Linked DNA regions of Homo sapiens: regions 1, 3, 4 and 5 are each linked to region 2. The links are chromatin loops, found by intact Hi-C in ENCODE. Cell type or tissue: mammary epithelial cell. All regions are shown on one strand. Each heading gives the region's core, and the rest is flanking DNA. Links, peaks and the distances in the headings are about the cores only.

The links. Peaks named below come from ENCODE experiments on the same cell type or tissue, not always from the same donor. Only the 100,000 strongest peaks of a DNase experiment are listed, where the experiment ranks them.
Region 1: a loop joins it to region 2, with 9 times the contacts of the local background. A loop is called at or near these places in 80 of 110 quality-filtered maps.
Region 3: it touches region 2 in a loop (6-fold over the local background); 12 of 110 quality-filtered maps call a loop at or near these places.
Region 4: a loop joins it to region 2, with 10 times the contacts of the local background. A loop is called at or near these places in 3 of 110 quality-filtered maps.
Region 5: a loop joins it to region 2, with 13 times the contacts of the local background. A loop is called at or near these places in 11 of 110 quality-filtered maps.

The regions. Positions count from the first base shown.
Region 1 is chr1:115,804,534-115,810,504 of GRCh38, reverse strand. No RefSeq gene overlaps it. Among named protein-coding and RNA genes, the nearest start is that of NHLH2, 34 kb to the left of the region's middle. In mammary epithelial cell, for the core only: a CTCF peak has its summit at 2,566 (motif pointing left); a DNase peak (open chromatin) is centred at 2,564.
Region 2 is chr1:115,978,588-115,984,558 of GRCh38, reverse strand. All of the region lies in intron 1 of SLC22A15 (solute carrier family 22 member 15), which reads right to left. Among named protein-coding and RNA genes, the nearest start is that of SLC22A15, 5.1 kb to the right of the region's middle. In mammary epithelial cell, for the core only: a CTCF peak has its summit at 2,984 (motif pointing right); no DNase peak of the experiment used is centred there; H3K4me3 peaks cover 1,082 bases; H3K27ac peaks cover 1,421 bases.
Region 3 is chr1:115,703,099-115,708,902 of GRCh38, reverse strand. It overlaps CASQ2 (calsequestrin 2), which reads left to right. Exons shown (of 11, transcript NM_001232.4): 9 at 3,611-3,711. Among named protein-coding and RNA genes, the nearest start is that of CASQ2, 63 kb to the left of the region's middle. In mammary epithelial cell, for the core only: CTCF peaks have their summits at 1,901 (motif pointing right) and 3,246; no DNase peak of the experiment used is centred there.
Region 4 is chr1:115,769,019-115,774,989 of GRCh38, reverse strand. No RefSeq gene overlaps it. Among named protein-coding and RNA genes, the nearest start is that of CASQ2, 3.3 kb to the right of the region's middle. RefSeq lists an enhancer at 2,964-3,223. In mammary epithelial cell, for the core only: a CTCF peak has its summit at 2,938; DNase peaks (open chromatin) are centred at 2,999 and 3,679; H3K27ac peaks cover 1,386 bases.
Region 5 is chr1:115,605,441-115,611,411 of GRCh38, reverse strand. It overlaps the pseudogene RN7SL420P. Among named protein-coding and RNA genes, the nearest start is that of VANGL1, 34 kb to the left of the region's middle. In mammary epithelial cell, for the core only: a CTCF peak has its summit at 3,073 (motif pointing left); DNase peaks (open chromatin) are centred at 3,091 and 4,901.

The DNA of each region.
Region 1 (5,971 bases), core at 620-5,619, 170 kb after region 2:
CTGAACAACAGTTGCAAGAATCTACAGTATGTCCTAGAAATGCAATACATTGCTGTGCCGGCAACTTATAGGTTATTTGAATAACATGCTGTAAACAGCTGGTAAATTAAACTTCTCAGCAATGGGTATAATCCATAGCCAGAAAACCTGAGGTTTGATTTTATGCAAATACAAGCTTTTTGTGCACAATCTTACACCTTACTTTTATCACTTTGTCAGCTGGTTTATAAAACATAAGATACATTTAATAAGTGGTGCCCACCTCCTCTACACTTTTTCCAGACGAGGACTTAGATTAATAGGTATTTCTGCTCATTATGTAGTCCAAGCCCATTCTTGTTTTTAATGACAAGCCTAGGCACTATGAACATTTTACATTCCAGTAAACATGATGACATCCTTGTATATATTTGGAAAGCCTCTCTGAGTTCTCCCCACAACCAAGTGTAACAGCACATGTAACAGCATACTCCCTTCCCCTGGCCCTGCCACTTCCTGGCTTGGTTTTCCCTTCATTATCTCCCACTCTCCACTACTGTTGGGGCCCTCAGTTCTGCACCTAGGTTAGTGGCAAGCAAGACAGGAATTTCTTCATTGTTTATGACCTCGTAGAGGCAGTGTTCTATGCAGAATACAGAAAGTTGGTTATTATAAGCACACAGAAATGCAATACAGAAAATGAAGTAATACAAAGTGATTGAAAGGGTGGGAGGACGGGATTCTAGGATGGGCCTCCAGAAAGCCACTACTGGAACTGCTGAGTTCAAAGACACGCCGCCATGCCTGCTACCCAAGGATCCACATCCTCTGCTGCCTCCACCACCTCTTGATGCCAGGAAGCTAGGGACAGACACTACCACAGTACATGCCCTCTGTCCTCAATCTTGCTTACCAGCAACAACAGCAAATGGGACAGGAAGGCAGCCTCTGCCTTGCTTCCACTATTCAAATCTCACTTGTGCATGTAAATGGCAGAACCTAAGTGTATGTAAGACCTTGCTTGCAAGGAAAGCTTGAGAAATGAAATGTTGAACTTTCCAGCACTCACAGTACAGGAAGCAGACCAGGAGGTGACAGGGTGGAGGTTGAGTCAAGCAGTTTGCTATATTCACCACAGGCTGGTAAGGTCCCTTTAAGATCTAACAGTCCATGTCTGACCAGGATCCTGAGGAAGAAAATGCAGTAATTTTAAGGAAATAATATAGAGAGGGAAGTGTGCCTTCTACTACCACCTCCTCTTCCACTACCATCTATAGGAAGAAATAATTTCCAGATCACATGCTGGAGTGAAGAGAAACCAAAAGAAACTTGAATCTGAAGCTTTGCCTTAACAGTTTGGAGGCTTTCATGGGAAGAGTACATAGCTTTTTAAAACTATGATTTCAAACTTATGAGCTGTTTCATGTCTTGTAAGAGGTGGAGGTCCATATATAACAAAATTTAGATACGTAAGTAGAAAGTAGGATCCACGCCTGTAATCCCAGCACTTTGGGAGGCCGAGGAAGGCGGATCATGAGAGGTCAGGAGATCGAGACCATCCTGGCTAACACGGTGAAACCCCGTCTATACTAAAAAATACAAAAAATTAGCTGCGCATGGTGGTGGGTGCCTGTAGTCCCAGCTACTCTGGAGGCTGAGGCAGGAGAATGGCATGAACCGGGGAGGCAGAGCTTACAGTGCGCCAAGATAGTGCCACTGCACTCCAGCCTGGGCGACAGAGTGAGACTCCGTCTCAAAAAAAAAATAATAATAATAATAAAAAAACAACATGAGAGAAAGAAAGAAAGAGAGAGAGAAAGAAAGAAGAAAGAGATAAGAAAGAAGAAAGAAAGAAAGAAAGAAAGAAAGAAAGAAAGAAAGAAAGAAAGAAAGAAAGAAAGGAAAGAAAGAAAGAAAAAAGAAAAAGAAAGAAAGAAAGAAAGAAGGAACTTGGGATGGGGATGATGGGGTGGAGACTTGTCTAGTGAGAGAAACACATCTGGGACATGTGATTTTCAAGGATATTACGTAACTATTTACAGGATAACTCTGAATGAAGAGTTCAAGAAATTTGAGAGTGTGATTTTAGGAATTCAGATGAAAGACAGAAGAATGATGAGAAACTAAGAGTTGGAGAGTTTGTACAATTCAATATCATTGTAACTTGCAAACAAATAAAATATTGTTTTAAGGCAGGATTTATTAACCTCAGCACTATTGACATTTTGGGCCAGATAATTCTTTGTTGTGCAGGTGTCTGATCACCAGCAATGTCTCCAGACACTGATAAATGTGTCCTGAGAATAAGGGGTAGGGGGTTGGGGGTTAGGGGATAGTTGGGAGCAAAATTGCCTCCAGGTAAGAACCACTGTTTTACAGTTTAGGCTTGGGTATCAGTGTGTAGGCTCACATTAGCAATGGGAATAATAGGGAAGACAACAAAGTTGGTAGAATTTGGAACTTGGAAAGTTAGCAGTTTCCTTTTAATCTTACATATTTGTTTTAAGGGTGTCTTCAGGACCTCAGCAAACCCTCCTAGCATTTCCTGTTCATTCCAACATCCCACAGGTATCTTTGTTGATAAGGGCTCCCCCTACTGGGCATGATGTCCTTAAGCCTTCAGTTTACAAAAGCTAAGATCTTAGCTAGGCTATTCGAGCAACCACCCCCTTTCTCCCCTGTCACTATTGTACTAAAGAAGTTCAGAGGCCATCTACCATCCCATTAGTGGAATAGTTCCACGTAAGGGCCTTTTAAAGTCCTAGTTAGATTCAAAGACTTCTGGAAGAGAGGACAAAGTTCAGTGCAAGCATCAGTGACCCCTCCACTCTGAAATGAGATATCAGGGTTCAAGTCAGCCAACTGTTATACAAAACATTGTTACCTGGAGTATCTCCTTGCTTCATTCCCAAAGTATGTGCTTATCTGTATCCTCAGTGAGTCTCTGCCAGTGACCATGTGTCTGACCCTGAGATGTGTTTTCTTAATTCAACAACTGGGAAAGGCTCTATAAAAGTATCCCTTCCTTTTCTCTCCTTATCTCCTCTGTGGCACCATGGACTTGGGAAACCCAGTCATGGCTAAAATACTACCTTGTTTCTGAGGCCCATACTGAGTCCAATAGGGTGGCAGAATTTCTAGAAGGAATGCCTTTGATATTAGCAGGGCTTTAAAATCCCCTGAAACACCCTAGACATATGTAACCTAAGAGCCAATTTATGGCATGCATCCATTGGTTTCAGGAGATGTTAGGGGCAGAATTCATTCATTCAATAATTATCGAATACCAACTATATGCCAGATATCGGGTTAGGTGCTGAAGACAGGAAGAGATATGAACCTGCCTTGAGGGAATTTACCATCAAGTAGAGAAAATTAAGGAATAAACTGTGGTACTAGGGAAGCACAGCATGCCAGAGAAACACTTTCAAGAGTGCAAACAAGGGTTATCCATGACATCTAAAACCACTAAGTGAAAGGTTGATGGAAGACTTTATAATACATGGTTCAGCTAAATGGCATCAGAACCCAATGATCAATTCCAATATCTCTAAAAGTGAAACAACCAGTAATAGTGTTCCCTGCAATGTGATGGAGATACAAAGCACACAGCTTTAGAGCATACCATTTAGTGTATTACTGTAAAAAAAAAAGGTACAGAATCTAGTTAAGTCTCTGGATTTAACTACTCATTTACAGTAAATACAGGGAATAAAGGAACATGTTAAATGACACCATGTGGATACAATCAGGCAAATTCAGAATGAGAGAAATTCTACAGGGCAAATAACCTAGTTTTTTCAACAAATAAATTGAATGAAATAACAAAAGAAAGAAATAAGAGAAACCGTTAGAGATTAAAAGAGATTTAAAAGTCAAATCAATCAAATGCAATGTGTAGCTATGATTTAGATCTTGATTTAAACAAATTAACTATAAAAAGACATTTTTGGGACAATCATTTAAAATTGAATATAGACTAGATATTAAACAACATAAAGGAATTATTATTAGCTTTGTTGAGAATAATAATGGTATTGTGTGTGTGGTTTTTTAGAGTCTTTATGTTAAAGATAGATAAAAAAGAACTCGTAGATTAAATGATATGATGTTTGGGTTGGCTGAAATACTCCAGATATATTCATGTATTACTGGTACAGTTAAAAAGTAAGTGAAAAGCAAAAGAGAAAAAAAGGAACCTGGCTTTTCTTATTCATGATTAACATACATTAGCATGCGAGAGGGACCTTATTTAATCTATGGAATTGGAGTGGAAGGCAGGGCTATAGAAACCAGGTTCCAACAGGTGAAACCTTCAAGAGGGAAGCAGGGAACAAGGTGGGATGTGTTCTAAGCCTTTGCATCTAAGAGTGGTTCATGGCCCAGCAGCACTGGCATCTCCTGAGTTATTATAAATGCAAAATCTCAGGCCCACCTCAGACCCACTGAATCCAAAGCCATTTTAACAAGATCTCTAGGTGATTCACATGCACATTAAAGTTTGAGAAACACTGCTCTAAGTGCATGCTCATGTTTTAATGCAGTTGCTCCATTTTCTACCTCTGAAAGCTCTTAGTGACCAAATCTAAGATTTCATGCAGGATCCCTTGAGAGCAAAGATTTGTGTATTAATCTGCTGCAACACCTACACTGGTTCCCTTACTAATGGCTGATCCACCCCCAGCCACACAACATCCTCCCCGCCATGCTTCCTAATTGATAATCTGCCACCCATGACCTTGGCCAGATGGTGTATTGCCTTGGGACCCCTGGCCTCATCAGCTGATTCCACACTCAGGCAGAACCACATTACAAAGGGAGGCTAGTGCCCAGAGCATCCATAGAGATAGAAGGGCCCCCAAAGATTGTGGCATGCAATTAAAGGGAAAGAACTCTATTAAGTATTTTTATGAGAGGTTAAGGCCCTTTAAAGATAGGGGTCATCAGACCTGCCGTTAATCTAGTCTTGCTCTGTCCTCCAAATAGAAAATACTTTACATATGAAGAGATATGAGGAGGGCATAGGGGCAGCTGTGTAGTGCTCCAAATCCATTCAGATAAGTGGGCCTTTTTTCCACCCTCCCTCTTCTCAAGACAGGAAGGAAGGTTTGTCTCCATTAGTGTTATCTCTCCTTTTGGGCAGAACCAACGTGGGAGTAGCATCTATGTCTTCTTTGTGATTAGCTTTTGTTCATGCACATGGCTGTTTAACGAATATTGATTCTGGTGATGGGTCTGATTAATAGGGTCTGAGGTGTTTCACACTTAATACCTGAGTGGAGGTGAGGCATGTGGCATATTTCAATTCTTGGGGAACTGGCAACCACATCCTAGCCTGTTTTATGAAGTGTCTCAGAAGCAATCTCTTCCATGTTTCTGAACATTTGCCATCAGTATGCCCAGAATCTTCAAGTCTGACTTTTTTGGTGTTGCTTCAGCTGCCTGAGGATCAAGAAGACAGGGCTGAGTAGTATGACTCTGTGTGGGTAGTGGTTTAGGAAACAGGTTTAAATCCAGTTTTGTCAGCTGTATAACACTGAAATTACTCCCTCTATGCCTCAGTTTCCTACATGTAAAATGGGGATGATAATGATATCTACTTCATTGTTTTCTTGTGAGGATTAGATGAGGTGATCATATCAAGCATCCAGAACAGTACCTGGCATAGAATGAGTACTCATTAATGTGATTTATTATGATTTGCTACTTTCTAACCTCAATTCTCCAACACCAAGTGGATATCTTAGAATTCAATTCAATTTTGACACTAACTACCCACAGTTAGGGCAGACTCTACAAGTTAAGGGCAAAGTTATTTGCTTTTGACACTAACTACTCGAAGTTAACATTAGATACCACAAGTTAGAGGGCAAGGTCCCCAATAAGACTGCCCTTACTTCAGATGTCAGCTGAAAGTAGTGTCCTTGGATATCTGCAATTCTATCTGAGTTGGCTACAAATTTAGGAGTTCCCATGACCACATTCTAGTCAT
Region 2 (5,971 bases), core at 667-5,666:
AATAGGAATTTTTCAGCTCCATTATGATCTTATGGGCCCAGTGTCGCATATGTGATTATTGACAGAAACATTGTTATGTGGGGCATGACTGTATATCCAAAGCTGTAAATACAAGGTGGATTGTGATGAATGCTATATTAGCCATACTGGGAATGAAGTTCATGAGAGCACAAAGAATGGAGATGTGAATTCCACCTAGGAGAATCAGGAAAAGGTTGTTAATATGATACTTGAGCAGGTAGTAAAGGCTGCTAAGGAGTTAATGAAAACAAAACTCAGGAAAAGAAATTATTTGGTAAAGCAATAGCCCAATCAGAGTCAGGAAAGTAAAGAATATATCTTTACATAACTGGGAAGAATTATATGGCTAGCTCAGCTTTTCCCTAACTTCAGTCATCTGAGTACCCCTTGCTAGTTTTCACATGCCCATTTTCTGTCTGCTAGTATTTACTCAATAGTCTTCTTTAAAATCAATTCAAATGTTTTAATTTTAGTAAATTAACATAAAATAGAATTTTATATCAATTCAGACATCACTTGGCAGGTGGAACTACAAAAATATGCACAATGTTAGAATGCCAAGTGTTAGCTAGTATGTTTTTATTTAAGGTGGGCCACAGGAGACATTTTCAGGCTAGATTTGGGAGAGGGGTGAAAGTGAAAGAGCAGCTGTTTTTGCATTTTATGCCCAGGTTGGGGCAGGTGCCTTAGTGCCTCACATAGCTTACCACTTATGTGCTGGTCCACCTCATTGGCGTGGCACAGTCACGAGGCTGCAACCACTCCACCTTCCCATGGATCCTCCTTCAGCTGCTCTGACTCCTTGCCCAGGTACATGTTTAATTCTATGATGAAAGGCAGCCACTTCATCAAGGTTGGAGGCAGGGAGAATGACACAGATTCCAGTCACTTCTGATGGGCTCCAGATCATATCTTCCCTTCTCGACTGCCTGTCCTGCAGACTTCAAGCTCCAACATCACACACGAAGACAACAGCCTTACAGGGCCTGCTGAACGAGCTCCCGCAACAGTATACAGTCAAATCTCCATAATGAATGATGCATCGATTATACATATATAATCTTACATAAACACACATACACACACATGTGCGCGTGCACACACACACACACATCTCCATCCTAGGGGTCCTGCTTCTCCAGTAGAACTATGACTGACACAACATTAAACAAATAAGGCAAAATATCTGCATTTATTAAATCTGGAAGCAAGTACATGTGCGTTTGTCATATTACTCTCTGTATTTTTCCATCAGAAATGTCTCATAATTTTAAAAGAAGTTTTAAAAGAAAATGAATAAATACAATAAAACAGAATAATATTAAGTTCCAACTAGATAATGTTTTCTACTGAAGCTCCTCTAATTCTTTCATGCTAGCTCATTCCCTTTGTTAAAACAGAAATATTTGGAAATGTTTTTAGAAGTGCTAACACCAAATGAGACTTTCTCCTTAGATAAACACAACTAAAGAAGGCTCCAGAAGGGCATAACTCTATCACTTATTAAGAGTTAATGCTATTTAATACAATTTCCATATATCTACCATGCAGGCTATTCTGCAGAGAATGCAGAAAGAGATAGGATTAGAAATAACTGATGGATTACATAGAATCAAAAACAAAAGTGAAAAGATATCCCTAGCAAGAGGGCAGAAACATGTCTTCCTCTTGGACATGTTCCCTAACAGAGAAGGTATTTAAGATAGGTGAGGATGAAAAAAACTTTTGAAGTAAAAGGAAACGATGTTTAGAAAATTTACACCAGCTAACCTCTATTTTATCCATGAAGTTGGGACAAAAAGCATCTAGGTAGAACTATATGAATGGAATCAGGAGAAGTCTGGGCTTGAGAAGACTGATAAACAATCAACTGGCAAGAAGTAAAGGTCAGAACAGAAGAAAGAACCAATACCATGGGCTGCGTGGGTTTGTGAACTTGAAAAAGAGGAAGCATAACATATGCAACACAAGAGAACTGAATAGCAAATTATACTATGGCCATATATTGAAATACCATGCTACAGCCACTAAAAAATATGTAGTTGTTCCTTTACATGCATAGCAACGCATTCACAACATTGCTGAGAGACAAAATGCAGTTATGATACACATTTCTGCAAAAAAGATGGATATACAATATTTATATAATAAAGAGTCTGGAAGGCTATACACCAAAATGTGAGCATGCTTTACTTTAGGGTGGTAGAATCACTAGTGATTTGTATTAATTTCTATATTTTCTCTTTTTTCTACAATCACCATATGCCATTTGTTGAGTACTATATGATGTCCCATGAAGGCAGATATCAATTTGCATGAGTGTTTGGTCAAAGAAGTCAGAGAGGAGAGTCCCGAGCTGTGTGCATCTTTGGATTTGAGAGTCTTTTTCTTCTAAGGCAACCTCTAATTGTGGTTATGAACCAAGCTGGTATTCTGAAACCTAGGGTCAACACTGCCCCAAGGCCAATTAATTGTTGGGCATTGGGAAACTCTGAGAAATCCTAAACTTGCAAAACAAATTAAACTTTCGTGATCCAGCCATTTCCAAGTGCACAGTAGAGACTGATGGGTCATTTGCCTAATAACAATTGCCTAATAATGCCATCTTGCAGCAGAGTAGCACAACATTCAAGCCTAGTGTTCTTTCTGCCATATTCACATTGCCTGTCCTCGTGACTTTAATGACTATTTTTGTGCTATCTTGGAAGATAATACCTTCACTGTCAAGGCACAAGTCAAACAGCCAGGGATGGCCTTGGAAGGCATTCGGCTGGGGGTTTGGGTGCTGCAGAGGTATCAGTCTAGTTGCTTTCCATGGAATGTCCTAATTCTTGAGACATCCAGGCTCAAAGGAGCTCCTTAACCCTTCTGGAGGCCTCCTGTATCTCTACAGCCTCCCTGGAGGAAAATCTGTCTAATAGATCAACAACTTTATCTGCTTTACACTAGGGGGCAGTGTCTGTCTATGGACAACAACAGTTTTCCTGAGGGTGTGGGGGCCAGTGTGGGTTTGGTTTCTTTGACCAAACCACTGTGTTTGTCTCTTTGCCCCACCCACCTAAACTGGTGAAAGGCAAAAGTTCCCAGATCACCATAAACCCTCAGGAGACCCAACCTCCAGGCCACTGTGTGAGGGCTAATTGAAATAAAATTTGACAGTAGGAGCTGCATAAAACTTGCTCAAACTGACAGAGAGCCCTGGTAAATGGCCACATGTTTTGGACTCATGAAAGGGTCTTAGTAAGACCATAGGTTCTCATCATGGCTGAAGCCTCAGTGATGGTGAGAACATCCTGGGGATGACAGTTAGTCTTTTATAACTGAACAAGAGCTTCACTAATGCTTATGGTGTGAACTTCATCACTTGCTTATGCCAGGGAGGTTAGAAGAACCAGCTATGATCTCAGCCATATCTCATCAGACCTAAGAATTTCCTGTGGAGGGACATGGTGCCACGTATAAGCAGATAGGGAAGGTAAGCTGTGATAGCATTCTACATGAAGTTTAACAAAACAGGCTGAATAAAACTCACTCTACCCCACCCTCCTGTGTTTAAAGGACCACAATTCACAGCCATAATTGATCAAAGGAATATTGATTTTTAAAAAAGAATGAACCATTATTCTCATACAGCAAACTATAGTATTCTCTCTTAGATATGCATATCTTCTTCCCTTTACCATCTTTTCACTTAAAAATATTTAATATGGAAAAGCAAAAAATAAGATTCATGAAACTACTATCACAATTAACAAATGATAACAGATGCAATCTCCTTTGTACCCTCCCCTAAGCCCACCCCTTCCCTTCCTTCCCAAGAGGCAACCAATCTCATGAATTGGGTGTGGATCTTTCTACTCCATGTTCTTATATTTCTATACTGTTTATATATATTTATGAAACAAATATAGCATTGGTTTGTGTGTTTTTAAAATTTGTATTAAGAATATGTGTCACATAGTATACACTGTTCTGCTTTTTTTTCACTTAACATTGTGTTTTAGAAATTCCTCCATATAGTCATATATAGATCTAGTTCATTTATTTCAGACGTTGTATTCTATTAAATTTATACCACATCTTATCCAGTCTTGTTTTGAAAGTCAGGTGGTTCTAACTTTTGTTATAATAGACAGTGTTGCAGTAAACATCTTACACATATCTCCCTATGCACGTGCTCAAGGGACAATGTGGGATGTGTACCTAGGAGTTCAATGCTAGGTTTTAATTCTACTAGATGGTGCCAAATTGTTCTCTAAATGGGGTATAGTTTCTATTTATCATTTCATCACACTTGTACTGTTAGATTGTTTAATGTTTGCTAATATAGCAAGTGTGAAATGGTATTTCATATCCATTTTAATATGCCTGTCCCAGATGACCACTGAAGTTAAAACATCTTTTCGTGTGTTGACTATTACAGTTTCCTCTTCTGCAATCATTCTACTTTCTAAAATGCTGAGAAAAGCTATTTATTGCATGGATAATATTAATGCACTGGTCATTCCAGGATCTAAAAAATAAGGTTATTAAGTATATATATATACTTAATATATATATAAAAATAATGCATTCCTGAACACCAGAATCTAAGATGAGATTCATAGCACAGCATCACAATTTTGCTGGTGAATGCTTGTTATAGATTACATGTTCCTGATAGTAAATGGGGGCTTTAAATTCTGTGCAAATTATAATATAATGTACGATTCATGATTTTGAGGAAAATGACAAAGCAGGAGCCTCTGGCTTAGAACAAAGAAGTAACGTCCATTTTCATTGCATGTCTAAAGGAATCAAGAAACAATGAATTGTATTCCAACCCTCCTCCTCCAGAGAGCCTAGACAACAAGCAAACACATACACAAACACAAAATAGTGACGATGGCAGCAACTCGGAATCACCATCAGAAGAGAAACAGTAATATGCTAAATAGAATTATTCCTATTTAAATATCGCAGATAGCTCTGATCCTAGGGAGAGCAAGTACATTTTGATGGTAAGAATGTTTCTAACTGTAAAGCTTATTGTTTATTCATAAGTCAACCATTTTTACATAGGCAATCTTTTTCCCTTCACTTTTTGTTTATGTACATTAATACCACATATCACCATTTTCAGGGCATTTGCATCTTACGCTGAGGAAAAATCTGCAAAATCTGCATCTGTTCTTTAGTTATCTCAAAGTTGAATGCTATTGAGATTCCAAAAATTGTGTTTGCAAGGAGTATGAGGGCAAGTCTCCTAGCCAAAGGAAACTGGATAGTGAAGTAACTTTTGATGATCTACATGATGGTACCAATAATTCAAGAAAACAGTTAACCAAAAACCCTTTAGAATTGGCTTTGCTATGTGGTTTTGTCCTCTTAGTTTGAACATAGATGTGTTTGGGGTAAAGGGAAAATCATTTTTAAAAATAATAATAATGGTCCCAGAAGAAGGAAAATGTTAAAAGGCCTGTAAAATTTCCACCTCTGTCCTTCTGGTTTTGTGCCTCTCAGCTGGGGTTAATCATTATCAAATCGCAGATGGGGAGAAGGCTCCCACTGAAGCAGAGGCTCCCTCTCTCTGGCCTTGTTGCTGTGTTGTTGGTCTGCCCCTTCCTTGGGCAATGGTACGAAAACTCCTTTGATTTTAAAAGCAGAAAAACCCCCTTTCATTTAAGGCAACTGTGTAAAAAGGGCTTCTTACTCTGCTGGGGGAAGCAAAACCTCATCCCCAAGAATGATGAAATCACCTGTGATACAACTGAGCAATGGGACTCCACAGTACTCCCACTCCACAGACCAGCTGCCGTAATACAAAACATCTCCAACAACAGACTTGGTAGAGAGGTCTTTGGGGATATCCACTCTCATACCCAGGGTAGCTCTGGGTGGCTCTACAACCCCCTGGATCATGTATCTCAATGGGGTAACTGAGTCCTTAAAAACACGTAGCATGTGAAGG
Region 3 (5,804 bases), core at 805-5,804, 280 kb after region 2:
GCAACAGGAGCTGGAAGGAGCTGCCCCACGCTGTACACTTTTGTGATATAGTTTTCTGTCAGCATGTACCACGTGGATCCAAGACTGCCTCTACCCCACTCCCAGTGCCCAGATCACTGAACGTAATACCGATGTGGTAAATGAGCAGAGGAATGGCCAGGCTTAGGGAGTTCCAGCCAGCTTCCTTGCCTTTGAATATAGAATGTCAGGTAATTTAAGTAAAATAATGGCTAAACCTTACTATATGCCAGGCACTGTCCAAGTGCTTCAGAGATACTGATTCATTTAACTCACAACTACCCGACGAAGTAGATGCTATCATTTTCATCATCTCTGTTTTAAAGATGAGGAGAGAAACATTAAATAACTTGCTCTAAGTCACACTCTAAGGGTACATCCACGACCTTGGCCAAGGTCATTTGGCCCCAGAGTCTGTGTGTTTAAGGGCCATTCTGGGCTGACTCCCTGAAGAATGGGCTCTGTTCTGTCATTGAAAGTATTTGGGGTCAGAGACATTGTCCATTACAGAATTCATCACCCTGAACATCAGAAACCTGCCCTTGGATCTAGAGGAAACTTTTTCAGCTTTAATGTCAACCTTATTTATTAATTTATTCTGGGAATGGTTTTTGGGATTTCTTTGCTTCTCCATAGACACAAAGAATATTCTCTTTACAAAAACCTTTTATTTTCTTGAAAATGGGCATTAAGCCACACTTTTGACTTCACTCGTTTACAAAAAAACTACAACCCATTTGATTTTTCTTGCACAGTTCAGTTTTTCTTTTCATCTCTTAACCTGCTCTAGAATGTCAAATAGGAACGTAGTAGGTAAGTTCTTGTATACCACATTCCTTTTGATGAATCTCAATGTTAAGAGAGTTTTTCCCATAAGAAAACAACAGTGCTCCGTTGTGTATTCAGCTTATAGTTCTGGGTCACAGATCCTGTCCCTCCACAACACTTGTGCCTGCCTAGACTCTCCTTTCCTTTATGTGAATCAGTCTCTTGCACCACAAGTTTACTTTCTACTTTCATTTGAGTCTGTGTTTTTGCATTTCATCCTCTCTGTGAATTTCAGTTTTGTCATGTCCCTTTTACATTTGACTCTCTCTCATCTTCCAAAGTACTGGCAGTGTCACCTCATTGATTATCATTTCTTTATTTTCTGCAGCTAAAAACAGTAACTGAAGTTGTTTTGGAGGAATTCCTCCTTGTGGTCTTTGTACTATGATTTCTATCTCTACAGATAACCAAGGTGGCACCATATTTCCCTCTCCTGTGACAGACACATGGCCAAAGGACGACCCATAGTGTCCACACGTCAGTCAGTGATACACTGGAGGGGCAGGACCTTCTCAGTTCCACCTACAGGCAGCAGGAGTAATGCCCCTACCCCACCTCACCCCCAGCCCTGCAATGACAGATAAATGAAGTCTAATGCTTAGGGCCCTGTCAGTCTCCGGTGTTTGTCATAATCTCATTTGCAATATGGTTATGAGCACGGATTAAAAGATCACCGAGGTCCACTCTGTATTTCTGCAAGAAGTGGCCACCGGCCATAAAGACCCCTTCTAGGCCTGACACAGTGACTCACATCTGTAATCCTGCACTTTGGAAAGCTGAGGCAGGATCACTTGAGCCCAGGAGTTCAAAACCAACCTGGGCAACAATGTGAGACCCCTGTCTGCACAAAATAAAACAATAAAATTTAAAAGACTAGCTGGGCATAGTGGCACACACCTGTAGTTTTAGCTACTTGTGAGGCTGACACAGGAGGATCACTGGAGCCTGGGAGGTCGAGGCTGCTGTGAGCTATGATCCCACCACGCACTCCAGCCTGGGCAACAGACAAAAAAAAAAAAAGGAACTATTTCTCCACTAGAGGTCGCTGTGCTTCCCAGGTAATAAGGCCTAAGGGGGCTCAGCCTGAATCTTCAGTGTGAGCTAGCAACAGTGACTACACCAACTCAAAAACTCAAAGTAGAGTTGCTAAGAATAGTATGCGTTTTGCCTGGAATGCATTAGAGATAAAGAAGTGTAGAAAAAAACTTTTACCAAGAGTCCAAAAGAGCCAAACAAAAGCTAGCATTCCTGGAGAGAGGAGAGGTTTGCTAAACAGAGGCCATAGGGAGGAGCTCAAGTTTGCTGAGACTCCAGACAAAAGAAGAAAAACTGTGCAAAGAAAGCACAGTTAATTGAATTCCCAAGTAGCTGGTGAGTTACTTGTATTCAACGTATAAATTTCAAGCCACAAATTCAGCTATGCAAGAAATGTAACTTTATTATTTAGAACTGAACCTAAATTTCAATTTTGAGTGTATACCACTGAGTGGTGGAAGCTGGGGCTGATAATTAAGGTCCTCCACCCCAACCCCACTATCCCAAGGGATCCAGGGTCTCTCTGGTTCCCAGGCATATCTGAGTGGGGTGCACATCTGGTATGGGTCATCGTTACCTGTTCAAGTTCCTCAGAATGACAAGACAACTCCATGGGGCCTTCTGACAGGCTTTTCTGCCCTAGTGCTCCTATACTAGGGGGTTCTCTAAGGGATTCTGGGATCTTTTCATTTGCCTGAGTTTAATTCTGAAACAAATCATGGGTCTTCTATACTCTGGGATTCCCTGAAACAATGGAGATTCTGTACGTGGACACACATGCACACATGGCTTGTGTTTCTGCACATGCACGCGTGCACACACACACGCACACACACATACACACACGCACGCACACACATACACACACGCACGCACACACACACAGGCACAGTTTATTATTCTCAGGGACCTTCCAGAATCTAAACTATTTTTTCTGTTTCTAGCTGGGGGCTGGGGAGTGGTGCTGAGGGTTGAGAGTATGCTATCTCTTACTAAACGTTCTCCTAAAATTTTTGTTTATGGCAAAAATTGTATGCTCCTAGTCCTTCAAGGTTTAGGCTTTTAAAGCTAACAAGTTTGTGTTCTTGAAGCTTATAAAGCTCCTCTCTGCTTTTCTTAGGAATCATCCCACCCCTGGGGCAATGACTGCTGCTGACTGAACAGAGGGAGGGCCCAGTATACAAGGAAATAGGGAGGGAGGGAGGGAGGGAAGCCCCATTTACTATCTCAGAGCTGTGAAACCAACTGTAAATCAGAAGCTCGTTTGGTTTGAAGGTTTTAGCAATTCCTGGTTGTAGAAAACTAAGGGTCCAGGCTTAGACATTCTTGGTCCTTAGAGCAAATGTTATTGGGGACTCTAGGGGACAGCAAAGCATCTGTTTCAAGAGATCGCACAGGATCAGTAAGGACAGGCAGGAATTTCTCTGTTCCGTGACTGACTTTCTGACCCAAGGCTGGGCAGTTTTCACAAATGAAGTTTGGCTTCCAGTGAAAAACCAGCCAGTTCTCTGTGAACTTTTAATCCTTTGTTCAAATTTTTTATTGTTTCCTTTGTATAATCTGCTCTGTGCCTGGAGCTCTCATCTGACTCATTCTATAGAATAATCCTATAATTGAGGGTGAGCACCAAATGTCCTAAGAAGTCCTCGTGGAAAAATCACACTCTGCTCTCCACATTAGAAGCTGTGTATGTGCAGGGGTTACTCAACTCTCTTGAATCCTGTTTCAGATGGCTACGAATTCCTGGAGATCCTGAAACAGGTTGCCCGGGACAATACTGACAACCCCGATCTGAGCATCCTGTGGATCGACCCGGACGACTTTCCTCTGGTGAGTGGCTCCAGCCAGCGCCCCACCCTCAGTTGCTGTCACAACCTCATGATTGCGTTCAGCATCTGAGGAGGTGAAATAGGCAGGGGCACTTGAAGAAACCCAGTGGCGGTCCTCACCCAGTGTGGGAGGTCTTGGCCCTTGGGGCAGTATTGAACTTGGGGCCTGGTGCTGACCCTGAAAGGATTCGGCTTACTCCCTGGAGTCCAGGAGTTGAAAACCCTTGACCCTCGGGGTCCCACCCAAGTGAGCAGGGTAAACTCCTTCGGCAGCAGCTCCAGAGCTGCCCCTCATCACTCCATTCCCAGTCCCCAGAACTACTTTTATTTTCTGGGTGGGGACCATCGTTCTGAGGCCACCTGAATTACTAAGTAATAAAAATCAGAGATGAACATTTTTCAGCGAGTTCAGAACTTTGTGGAGAGAAAGCGAGCGTGCCTGTCATGTTCATCGTGTTCTCCCCAGGACCTAGCATAGTGTCTAGCCTACGATGAATGTGAAAGAAACTTCAAGTCCACACTTTTGCTAGTGTGCATGATCAATGGCCCGAAACTTTTGATTATACTTAGTTTTTAAAAAAGAATAAACAGCATTTGTACACTACATGTATTGAACCCTGGTACTGGTTCTGGTGCTGATAATAAGTACTGGTACTGATAATAAGCATAGCTGATATATTCTACTGTATGCCTGGAACTAGAGTAATACTTTACATGCCTCATCACAGCGAATCCTCTCAACAACCCTGTGAAGTAGGTACTATTATAATCCCTGTCACAAGGTGGAGAGAATGATAGCTGGGGAGGTTAAAGCTAGTGAGTGATAGATGTGATATTCCAATCTAGGTCTACATGATGCTAAAGCCTGGTCTACCGACTGCTTTAGGTAAATGCTTATTGAAGTAATCAGTACAAGTTTAGTTATCATTAGGTTATGAATGATGACTTTATCTTCCAGGAATTATCATTAGTTGCATAGGTCATGACTGATGATACTGTGATTAAATAGAGAAAATTGAGAGGGATCTCAAGGGTCCTGAAAATCAGCCCTATGTAGAGGAGGGGGTGAATCAAAGGCAGAGGCTTCCATGACACTTGAGACCAATGTCATAGCACTGGGTAATTATAACAAAGTCATGGCCATATAAGACTGCATACAGTACAGCTTTGTTGATATAGCTTCTGCCTGGTTGTGTTTCTAGTTTATCTGACTATTTTGTTATACAAGCTTGCAGATGGTTTGCAGTTTTCCTGGCCAGTTTTTTTTTGTTTTTTTTTTTTGAGACAGGGTCTCACTGTGTCACCCAGGCTGGAGTGCAGTGGCATAATCTCAATTTACTGCAGCCTTAAGCTCCCAGGCTCAAGCAATCCTCCTGCCTCAGCCTCCTGAGCAGTTGGGACTATAGAAATGTGCCACCACGCCCAGCTAATTTTTAAAATTTCTTGTAGAGACAAGGTCTTACTATGTTGCTCAGGCTGGTTTCAAACTCCTGGACTCCAGTCCCAAAGTGCTGGGACTACAAGCATGAGCCACCATGCCCAGACTCTCTTCTGGCCAGTTCTATGTGTTTGCCTTGGTTTTTGCAAAGAAGAAATCTTCAGACTATTCTGATTTCCAGATTCCTGAATATCCCTAGTCCCCACTAGGCCATATATTTGCGTGGGAGATTTCCTACCACTGGACATCTCCATTAAAAAAAAAAATCCTGTGGCCCCTTGCTCCTTTATTTTTGCCCCAGTCAGAGATTTGTCCACATGGAGTCCAAGCCTGGTTGAATGAAGAAGCCTTCTTCTTACTTGGCAACTTATGACCCATCATGGCTTTCCCAGCTATCTCATGTAGCACAAGATAAGGTATTTTTAAAACTGGGACATTAAAAAGAGGTGGAGGGAAATGGCTCTATAAACTATAAAACAGCCACAAGTAATTTGGAAAGCAACATTAGACCACCTCTATAATTTTCTCTCTTACAGCTGCAGACACATGTTTCCATAATTTATGCTGTGTCATCTTTTATTTAATGCTTATTTGAAGTGCTTGAAGGCTGGGGCCAAGTCTTCAATTTGCTAAGTGCTCACAGCTGTTTTGAAGAC
Region 4 (5,971 bases), core at 810-5,809, 210 kb after region 2:
ATGGGGTTTCACCATGTCGGCCAGGCTGGTCATGAACTTCTGACCTCGAGTGATCCGACTGCCTGAGCCTCCCAAAGTGCTAAGATTACAGGCATGAGCCACCACATCTGGCTGGGTGACCACTTTTTAACAAACATGTTAAAGCAATTCAGTAGAATTGGAGTCTTTTCAAGAAACAGTATAATATAGAACAATGGAATATGCCAAAACACCCCTACTTTGATTCATACTTATTCACATTATATTAACTAGATTGAATCACAGATTTTAATTTTAGCTTTATGTGTAAAAATGACACAAATTTCCATTAATGGGGAAAGAATAAACAAATTGTATATGTTGATACCATATAATTCTAGTTAGTGATAAAAATGAAAGACAATATAGGCAACATTACTGAATATCAAAATAGGTATGCTGAGTGAAAGAAGCCACATCAAAGAAAAAAAAAGAGAATAGGTAATGTATGATTCCATTTACATAAAACTATAGAAAATAAAAACTAATCTATAGTGACAAAAAAGATTGGAGGTTGCCTAAGGACTAGTGGGAGGAGGAGGGAAGGATGCATTATAAAAGGACTCAAGAAACTTGTAGGCAGTGGATATATTCAATATCTTGATTGTCGTGATAGTTTCATGCATGTATGCATATGCCCAAATGTATCAAATGTCACACTTTAAATATGTGCAATTCCCTGTATATCAATTATTTCTCAATTAAAAAAATTAAAAAAAGGAAAAACTTCAATCTTTATTTCTCATATATATTTGTTTCCTAAACCAATATGCCATTTAAACATTTGCTAACAAATCAACCTTTCTGTTGTCTATTTTAATTAAATTAAACAATGAATCATTTATAAACTGGCAAAGTATAATTTATCTTCATTCTGTATATAATGATTATTAAGAATGATATTAAAATGAATTTTATAAGAGTCTGTAATAATATGTCAACCTAGACATATTTGAAAATCATTTCTTTTTAAATATATTACACAAAAACGGCAACTTTAAAAAAACTCCTAAGGAGAGATATTGAGAGATGGTATATTAACATAAAAAAGAAAGGTCAAAAACGTAGGAGAATGTGGATCTAGATTATTTTAGAGGCCTTCAGAGGTGTTAGTGACCTGCCTCAAGAGACATATGTCCCAGCTCCCTCATGGAGTGAGGATCAAAGGAACCATAAATGTAAATGACCCTATCAACTGAACTGTGCCGAGCTGTTTTCTCATCTATTTGGTACAGGCAATGGGGCTAGGTGAAGGTACAGGTTACTTTGCAGATAAAACAGCTGAGGCTATAGGATAGGCAGCTTTTTGTCACTTTAGGAGTCGGTTTTCACTGTCACCCTCTATTAGTTCCCCATTGCTGCTGTAACAAATTATCACAGACTTAGCGGTTAAAACAACACAAATGTATTATCTTATAGTTATGGAGGTTAAAAGTCTAAAATGGGTTGTGGGGCTGCATTCCTCCTGGAGGCTTTCAGGGAAAATCCTCTCCTGGCCTTTTCTACCTCTTAGAGGCTGCCTACATGCTTTGGCTGCTGGCCTGTGTCATTCCAGCCTCTGCTTCCATCCTCCATCTCCTTCTCTCACTCTGACCCTCTTGCCTCTGTTTCACAAGCATCCACCAGGATAATCCAGGCTAATCTCTCCATCTCAAGATCCGTAATTTAATCACATCTGCAAAGACTCCTTGGTCATATTAGACAACACACACACACACACACACACACACACACACACACACACACACACACACACAGGTTCTGAGGATTATACTGGACATCCTGATGGGGGGTGGGGGAATGGGAAGGCACTATTCCGCCTACCATACCCTCCATTTGGACCCTTTGATATGACCTCCATATTAGGGTTTTTTTTTTCTGTTCTTTTACTGCTACCCCTGAGAACCCTGTATTTCCCCCCTAGTTCCAGGACAAAGTAGCCCTAAGCTTTCCATTTATCTGTTCTTGTCTACTGAATTAAATTTTTCCTTCCTTCTTTCCTTCCTTCCTTCCCCTGTCCTTCCTTCCTTCCTTCTCTCTCTCTGTCTCTCCTTCTCTTGTTGCTGCTGTTAAAATACCTGGCTTTTTTTTTTTTTTTTTGAGATGGAGTCTCACTCTCTTGCCCAGGCTGGAGTGCAGTGGTGCAATCTCGGCACACTGCAGTCTCAGCCTCCCAGGCTCAAGCGATTCTCCTGCCTTAGCCTCCGAGTAGCTGGGATTACAGGCAGGTGCTATTATGCCTGTCTTTTTGTATTTTAGTAGAGATTGGGTTTCGCTATGTTGGCTAGGCTGGTCTCAAACTCCTGACCTCAGGTGATCCTCCCGCCTCAACCTCTCAAAGTGCTGGGATTCCAGGCGTGAGCCACCGGGCCCGGACACAAAGTAATGCTACAGATTTATTTAATAAGCATTTAATGAGAACTACTACTTGCTATGAGGATGCTGTGAACAGATGCTGCCCCTGAAGCAATGAGGTTCAGCGGGGAGAGGGAGAAGGATCTCCCGTGAGAGGAGTGTTTCCAAGGAGAAGTATAGTGTGTAAGGGGAGTGAGTGTCCGCTCCTGGTCTACACTGAGGGCCTCCTTGAGTAGGTGACATTTGTCAAAACCTGGAATCATATCGGTGGAGCTTTGGGGCTCTTTTTCAGGATAGCATTGATCTCTTTCTGCTCGTTTCTGTTGAGGAGTTTCCTGGTGCAGAGGAGGCAGGAAGGCTCCAGGGACCACCTGTTAAAGTTGAGAGAAAAGGAGGGCCTTGGGGTTGCTAACAGGCTTGTTTAGATCTGGCCAGAGGATGCTGGAGGCTCATGGAGCACAGGGCTCTAGACCCGAGCATTTCTGCACTCTTTCTACCAGGCCAATAGGCTGTGCTTCCTTCCAGGAACGGGAGCAAAGAAATAGGCCATTTTCTGTTTTGTCCACTGGGTGGAGTATTTTAGCCAAAGAAGGGTCCTTTGGCAGCAGTGACATTGTAGGCGATCTTTGCCTTGGAGAAGAGGCAAGCTTGGACTCGTCCGGAGTCACGCCCATCAAAACCCTCCTCCGCAGCTAACACTCATCAGACTTCATCACACTGTGTGTTGGGCTGAGGCCTATCCTGGTAAAAGAAAATCTTATAACAGATTTTAACATCTTAGAGCCAGAAAGGGGGCCTTAGGAGCTTGGTGACTCTAACCCTCTTTCACAAATTGGAAGTGCTAGGGCCCGAGCCTCAGGGCTCCTGACCTAATCACACAGGCAGGCGGAACGCAGGTCTCCTGCCTTTCTGGGGGCGGTTCTTTCTCTGAGGCACCTCAGAGGCGCCCAAATGGAGACCTGCAGACCTTCGAAGGGAGGCGTGAGCACATACGTTTCTCTTTGTAGATAAAATGGTCTGAGAGAAAAATCATTCTGCCACCTGTCAAGAATAAACAAAGTAAATGAGCTAGGTTAGATTAAGGGACTGTAGTTGGCGGCCACTCACAGTGAAGGACTGGAAATGGTTAGCAAAACAAGGGGCCTACGGCATATATTGTGACAACAATAAACATTTATTTGTATTGATTTGTGTGTTTTGTTCTACCCCTTCTTGTTTAAAAACAAAACAAAAAGTACCTACTAATGGCACATAAAAATGCACACATTTCAGCACAACCACATAAACTAGAAGTACATGACACATTGGCTTGGGGCGCAGCTAAAGCTGGAACAAAACAGCTGATTTGCAGGATGTAAGGTTGACTCAGAAATGTGTGAAGCATTCTTTGTTTAAAAAATAAATGAATTGGCTGGACCTGGTGGCTCACACCTGTAATCCTAGCACTTTGGGAGGCTAAGGCAGGCGGATCACCCGAGATTGGGAGTTCAAGACCAGCCTGACCAACATGGAGAAACCTCGTATCTAATAAAAATACAAAATTAGCCAGGCGTGATGGCACGTGCCTGTAATCCCAGCTACTCGGGAGGCTGAGGCAGAAGAATGGCTTGAACCTGGGAGGCGGAGATTGTGGTGAGCCGAGATCGCGCCATTGCACTCCAGCCTGGGCGACAAGAGCGAAACTCCATCTCAAAAAAAAAAAAAAAAAAAAAAAATTAAAGTTGGTGAGCAATAAGACAGAGGAAAAACAAAAATAGGAAAATGAAAGGCAGACAGAAAATAAGCCTGGTACGTTAAATGTAAACTATGAAAACCTACCTTTTGCTGAGAGTGGGGCATGAATGTAGACCTCATATCTACCATGGATGCTTGGGGGAAACCTGATCACCACAGCATATGTCAGTGGCTGCATGTCCTCAGGGCTGGGCTGCCTGGCCCAAATCGAGTCCATGATCTAGGGGCAGGAACTTTCCACAGCTCGGGCTTTTTGTAGTAAACCAGAGTTGAAGGCTAAACTAAAGTTTAAAAAATTATTTCTTTTCCCTTATAGTTTTGTCAATTATAAGTCAGAAGGAAATTAAAAGACTCTGACTTTAAATAGCTTCCAATTTTTCAGTAACAGTTAAAAAAAACCTACTTACATATTAAGAAAAGTGGAGCAAATTCTAAATAAAGGTAACCCAGTGAGATCGAGACAACTGGGAACAGTCTGGGGAGGCTGACCTCAAAAAGACAAGACACACATTGTTTCACTCGGAAATCTTTTTCCCCTTAAATTTCCTAAAGAAAGCAGAGATCTTGCATGCTTGCCACTGACTTGGAAAGCTAAGTGCACCTTAGAATGGATATTCTTGGCTCCATCTTTTGAAAACTTAGAGACTACACCATTAGAAAGAACGGAATACCGTCAAGGGTTTTAGTGATGGGTTCTTCAAGGCCCCAACTTTCTGCACATGAGAGTGTAGCATCAAGACAACCCCTTATCAGCCTGACTCTCAGTGTAAGGCCGTCTGACTGCAGGGGAGCCTTGCTTTACTCAGAGAGGCCACGGATCTTCTCTTTGCCTTCTAGCCCCTGCAGAAGCTGTGCATGACAGAGTACTCTGTCTTTCCAAAGCTGATTTATAACTGAAGGAGAACAAAAACTTGGTCAGAATCATGAATGCCCTAGATGCCTTTGAAGAGTGGAGAGACATGACTGGACTAGGGTTGGACTGGAAGAGATGGTCAAGAAGGTACTTAAGAAAAGGGGTGTCTGCAAGGGAATCACCCAGAGTCAGAGGCAAAACAGCCAGGAGCAGCAGCTTTGAGGCAGGGTTGGATTCTTGCTCCGGCAGTTAGAAATGCTGCAAACTCAGACAAGTTGCTGTTAGCTCAGCGGTAGGATGAGCCCTGATCCCTTTTGCCCCAATTGCCTACTGGATTCAAGGAGAAAATGGACAAGAAAGGGTTCACAAACCATTCATATTAGAAACAGACAAATATCCATTATATAACCAATGTTCCACCAGCTCCAATGAGAAGTAAGTATAATAGCTACTATTTTTGAGCACCTATTTTGTGCCATGCTTTTTCATCTATGTGTTTGAAACTTTATGGTTATTATCAGCCCCACTTTACATAGAGGGGAACTGAGAATCAGAGAGGGCAAGTGACCCTCCAAAGTTCATTAGCTGTTAAAAGGCAGAGTAGGGATTTGAACTGTGAACCTTGTTTCATTTTAGTTTAATGAGGACAGGTTCTTCTGGTGTCAGCTGGGTTCAGCAGGGTGTCCCTGCACCCCTCGCCCAGTGGCTGGCAGAGGATTTTTAAGAAGAGAGGAGGGAAGGCAGAAAAAGACAGGAGTAGAACATGAAGAAGTCTACCTCGGGGCTCCATTTTGTTCCATGTTGCAGTGAGGAACAGAGGATGAACAACCACCGTGAGGGGACAGGCTGAGTTACCACCCTGGGGTGATTTAACAATTCAGTAATGTATGAGTGTCATTCCGTATGTTTGAACTCTCCATTTGCTTATTGGCACCATAGTCCCTTATCTCTCTCCCTCTCGAGTTTCTTTCTCTTCTTTGACCTTTCTAGCCTCCTTATTTCATGCGTGTA
Region 5 (5,971 bases), core at 444-5,443, 370 kb after region 2:
ATGAAAAAGTGGATGTGGATTTCTTCTGAGTGGGCTGCATTATATGGGATTTGTAATAAGTTTCGAAATCGTTAAAATTTCATTGCTCTGCTTTGTATATGCTTTGTTTGCTTTCCTGTTTTCATAATGTTTGAAATGGGTAAGAGAATCTGATTTACCACATTACAAGATTGATTTATTAATTTGCAAAAATAGCGTAATTGCTGAGAATAATTTTGCTCGTTAAGTCTGCCACAACAGGGGTTTCATTTGCCTGGAAAAATCTGATATGTTAAATTTGTGGTTGTGGTTGTAGTTGTAAATGTCTAAGAAAATATGATTTTTTTTAAGAAGTGAAGTCAGTGTTTAAGAAGGATTTAAACCATTAAATTTAAGTTAGTTGAACACTGATCAAAGAGCCAGTATCAATGATTTTAAAATTATTTTTATTGATAAATCTGCAAATAGAACAAGAAAATTTGTAGGTTTAACTTAAGGGTTTAAGATAATCTAGGTTTTAAAATAAAAACTTTAATATATTGCATATTACCCTTTAAAAATGAACTAAAATTGGTATTTTCCAGGTACAAAAGCCTTTTTTCTCTGTATGAAAAAAAGAAAAGAAAAAAATTATAACTGCATCTTATTGGCCTTTTGTAGAGTTGCTCTAGGTCCTGCCCAACACTGGTTGTTATTGCTGTTATTAATTTCCGCCAACCATATGAGTCAAAAATGACATTTCTTTATTGCTTATTACATTGCTATGACTACAGTGAGGTTGAACAACTTTTCATTTTAAACTGGACATTTCCAGTCATCTCAGAATTTGTGCTGAAGCCTCAAAACTAAAAACAGTAGATGATAAATACTACCTCATTCTAAAGAGAGGCACTGGGCCCATCTTAGGGTTTGCTGAGGGGTGGCCGAGATGATCCAGATTCCCCACCCACCTCAGGACTGTAAAGAGAAAGTAGTGAGTCCTTGAGGAAGGAAGGAGACCCTAAAAGGGAACCAATAGGAGTAGAGAACACTAGAGTTTCTCCTCCTCTCGCCAATGTGGTGGGGTTCCCTTGCTCTCAAGTTAAATTTGAGCAGCCCAAAGAATGCCAATCTTAGACATAAGGGAAGTATTTTTCTGCAAAGAGAGGTGGCTGACATTTTGCTGCCCTGGCTGGCTGTTTACTGAGGGATGGAGAGGTAGGAAAGATTCCGTGCATGCCACTGGGAGACACAGGGCTCCACTGAAAATGAAGCTTTATAACCACTATCTCATTTTGGGATCCTCGTGTCAGTGGAGCAGCAGGCAAAGAAAGAAGTTGCAGTATTGGTAGGGGTGGTTGGCCCTAGCTACCGTGAAGAGATAGGGTTTCTGCTACACAATAGAAGTGCATCTGGAACCCAGGAATATCCTTTTTATGGCCCAGCAAGCACCCCTCAGAGATTAAGGTCTGAAGCACCACACCAGGCAGGCAAACTAGACCCATTGAGGTGCCAGCTGAGGAAAAGGGACATCTGGGGGTGGTGGGGGTGGGGGCAGGATGAATATAAGTTATAGCTTGGGCACCAGTTGCAGCAGTGCACATTCTAGTTTATTTGCTACATCTGTGTGTTAAGTCTGGCTGCTGAAGGCTCTGTAACAGCTTGGACATACTGTTAGGCAGGAATCTGAAACACAAAGGGTAGTTCGTTGGGCCAGGCATGGTGGCTCATGCCTGTATAATCCCAACACTTTGGAAGGCTGAGGCAGGAGGATCGCTTGAGGTCAAGAGTTCGAGACCAGCCTGGGCAACCCAGCCGAGACCCCATCTCTACCAATTTGTTTTTTAATTCACCAGGCATGGTGGTGGGCTCCTGTAGTCCTGGTTACTTGAGAGGCTGAGGCAGGAAGGAGGATGCCACAAGCCCAGGAGTTCGAGGTTACAATGAACCATGATCACGCCATTGTATTCCACCCTGGGTGACAAAATGAAACCCTGTCTCTCTCTCTCTCCTTTTTTTTTTTTTTTTTGGTTGTATTGGACACCTCTTGAGTCTGGCCTCACATCTTCTGAACTCACCCTTTTTATGCCAGTCATTGCTGAGGTGACCAGCCAGGCACAGGAATAAGCTGACCACATCTGGCTTCCACTGCATTGCATACGTCTAGTGTTGCATACCTAGCTTGCATACTCTTCCTGGAGTTTCTCTGGCACTGCCATGTGATATGCCTACAGCCTATGCAACCATTCTGAGGCATGTGTAAACCTGGAAGTATGAGGGAGTTAACCCCCATTAGGTAATCCTTGACTGTATCAATTGAGTCTTCCAGGAAGCAGATGCTGAGAGGGAGGTAGGAGTGCAAGTGGTTTATTTGGATATAACTCTCATGAAAGGTTAAAAGAAGGTGGGCTAGAGGGAGAGAAGCAGGACTGGGTAGGAAAATTCTTCAGACCACAATGCAGTTCAGACACCTGTGAAAGAAAACAGGCAAGGACACACACAGGGTTGGGCGGGGTGAGCCTCAAATGGTGAAGCAGATCTGTCACAGTCTTAACACGGAGCTTTGGAACAACGATTGCCCATGTTGAGCAGAAATGACAAAGCCCTGGGACCCCACCAAGCTCACCCATTAACTGGTGCTGCCGCAGAAGAGCATGGCTTTGGTTCAAAAGCTGCAGCATATCCTGAAGGCACTCAGCTGAAGGCTTTCAGATAAGCGCCCTTCTTGCAGTTAATTAAGTAGCAAGTTATTTCTTGAAAGGAGATGCAAGCAGTCCACCTCCATGGCTGCACATGAACCAATGGGGGAGGGAACCAGCGGATTAAATGCTCGTCTCTGTCCCTAGAGCAGACAATGCTGCATTCTCCATGGCTCTACAGAGGGTTCCCAGCAAGACTGAGCCCTAGTTGCCTACAACAATAATTAGCGCAATAATGCACACTTGGTTTGCTTTTTCCCTCCTTCTTTTCACCTTTCCTCTAGTCCTTCATGCCTATTCCTTGAGATCACTTCTCAAAATAAATTCTCTGCATGCAAGCCTTGTTCTCAAGCTGCTTTTGTGGGAACCCAGGCTGACAGCAGGCTTTACTGGATTTTCAAATTCAACAGTGCCCTCTTCTGATGATATAATGAAGTTCAGTTTCTTTAATGAATTGTGTGTGTGTGTGTGTGTGTGTGTGTGTGTGTGTGTGTGTGTGTGTGTGACACAGAGAGAGAAAGAGAAAGGGCATGCTAGTGATTCGTGATACTGTACCTGATGACACTTAATTCAGATATTTCTTCCTTCTTTTCTTTCACTACCAAGCCTTTAAGGGATGCCTCCTTCCAAGTTACCTCGCTCTCTCCCTGAAGTTTTTATGGCTCACACACTCTCTAAGGCTCTTTGTTTTGCTCAGATTTACTTAGTCTCAAATGTATTGTCAATATTTCTCTACTAGGATGGAAGGCTCTTCTTCTGATGCTGTACTCTGGGGACTGTTTTTATTTATTTATGTATGTATGTATGTATTTATTTATTTATTTTTATTTTTTGAGACGGAGTCTTGCTCTGTCACCCAGGCTGGAGTGCAATGGTACTATCTCAGCTCACTGCAACCTCCGCCTCCTGGGTTCAAGCAATTCTCTTGCCTCAGCCTCCTGAGTAGCTGGGATTACAGGAGCGCACCACCACACCCAGCTAATTTTTGTATTTTTAGTAGAGAGAGGGTTTCACCATGCTGGCCAGGCTGGTCTCGAACTCCTGACTTCGTGATCCGCCCACCTTGGCCTCCCAAAGTGCTGGGATTACAGGCATGAGCCACCGTGCCCAGCTTCTGGGGACAGTTATTTATTTTCTGCTACTGCTTGGATCTTGTTGCACTTTTCTTACACAAAATCCCTGCTTGATTCTCCACTCCAAAGGGGGCTCTAAAGCTGGGTCTGCTCCTTGCGGAGATTTATAGCCACATATATGTAAATTATCTTCCAATATAGATGTGGGTTAAGAGTAATCTTATTTGTTCTCCTCATTAATCTGCATAGTTTTTGGAGGATGTCTGTAGAGATCTTTCTTTAGGTGGCTGCAGTTCGCCAATGAGAATCAAAAGTCCCGATTTAACTTCTGTTCCAGTTTCCTATTTCTTTTTGAGTCAGTATTGAAGTTATAACCAGAAAATCATTATTTCCACATAGGTTTTCAAATGTATTGGCATAAGATTTACTTAAAATACTTGCTTACTATTTTTTAAATCTTTGCTACAGTTTTGTCCCTCTCTTCATTACTCATTTATTTGTTCCTTTTCTATTTTTCTTGATCATTCTATCACAGACTTTTCTAAAGTATTTATATTTATTATTAATTAATTAATTAATTGTTTTTTTTAACAGAGATGAAATCTTGCCATGCTGTGTGGCTGGAGTGCAGTGGCTATTCATAGGCACGATTTCTTTCTTTCTTTTTTTTTTTGAGATGGAGTCTCGCACTGTCGCCCAGGCTGGAGTGCAGTGGTGCGATCTTGGCTCACTGCAACCTCTGCCTTCTGGGTTCAAGGATTCTCCTGCCTCAGCCTCCAGAGTAGCTGGGATTACAGATGCCCACCACCACGCCTGGCCAGTTTTTTGTATTTTTAGTAGAGATGGGGTTTCACCATGTTTGTCAGGCTGGTCTTGAACTCCTGACCTCTTGATCCACCTGCCTTGGCCTCCCAAAGTGCTGGGATTACAGGTGTGAGCCATGGCGCCCAGCCTCTCACAGGCACAATTCCACTACTGATCAGCACGTGGGAGTTTGGATCTGCTCTATTTCCAACCTGGGCCAGTTCACACCTCTTTAGGCAACCAGGTGGTCCCCTGCTCCCTGGAGATCATCATACTGATGCTGAACTTAATGTGGACATCCTATCAGCCTGGCACACTACAACCCAGATCTCCTGGACTCAAGCGACCCTTCTGCCTCAGAGCCTCCTGAGTACCTGGGGCTATAGACGAGTACCAACGTGCCCGGCAGCATTTATAAATGAACAAACTTTTGGGCTTATTGACTTATGTCTTTGTTTTTCATTTCACTAACTCCTTTTAACTTTGTTATTTCTTTCCTTTTATTTTCTTTGGATTTATTTTATTATTCCTTCTCTAACTTCCTAATTGGATAGTTAACTCATCAATTTTTACCTTTTCTTCTTTTCTAATCTAGATATTTTAAGCATAAAGTTTCCTCTTAGATAGTTCTAGCTACATTTCAAATGTTTTTATATGTGGCATGTTCACCATCATTCACTTTTAAGTTGTCTTAGCCCAGGTCCTTTAGAAGGCAGAGCTTGACACAATAATTAAGATGTTCACATGTTTGGAAAGCATAAGCACAGGGCAGTGAAAGTGAGAGAAAAGAGATGAGGCAAGGTAGCATTTGATGCAATACGATGCAGTGCCCAATTGTGCCACATACTACTTCACCATGAGCCATGAACAGGCAATTGTTACCCAGCAGCTGTGTTCACTCAGTGGGTTAAATTTCCCTAGAAAGGTTGCAATGAGGGACCTCACCTCAGACGTAACTGTAGGAGAGTGAAAGAAGGAGAAATTTATTTTCCCAGCTGCCTTTTTCATCTCCCACTTCCCATTAGTCAACATTCATACCCAATTCATACTCAATACCCTACATTTCCAGGATATAGGGACTTCATTGGTTGCTCAGAAAGCCAGATCCCATACTCCACAATGAGGGGTTTCATTGAAGTCCAAAGTGTAGAGGCAACCTGGTGTGGTGGACCACTGACCAAGAGACAAAGGGGAGGTAGTTGAGAGACTGAGAAGGCACACAAGGTTTGTTTCCCAAAACCTAAGTAATATCTAATTTCCAGTGTGATTAATTTTATAACCCATAAATTATTTAAAAATATGTTTCTAAGTGTTTAAATATATGGATGTTTAAGGCCAGCATTTACAAAAATTGGTTTTATGTGTGTTTGACGGAAATGTGTATTCCCTAGTTGTTGGATGCGAAATTTCATATATGTCCATTAGATAATTGTGTTG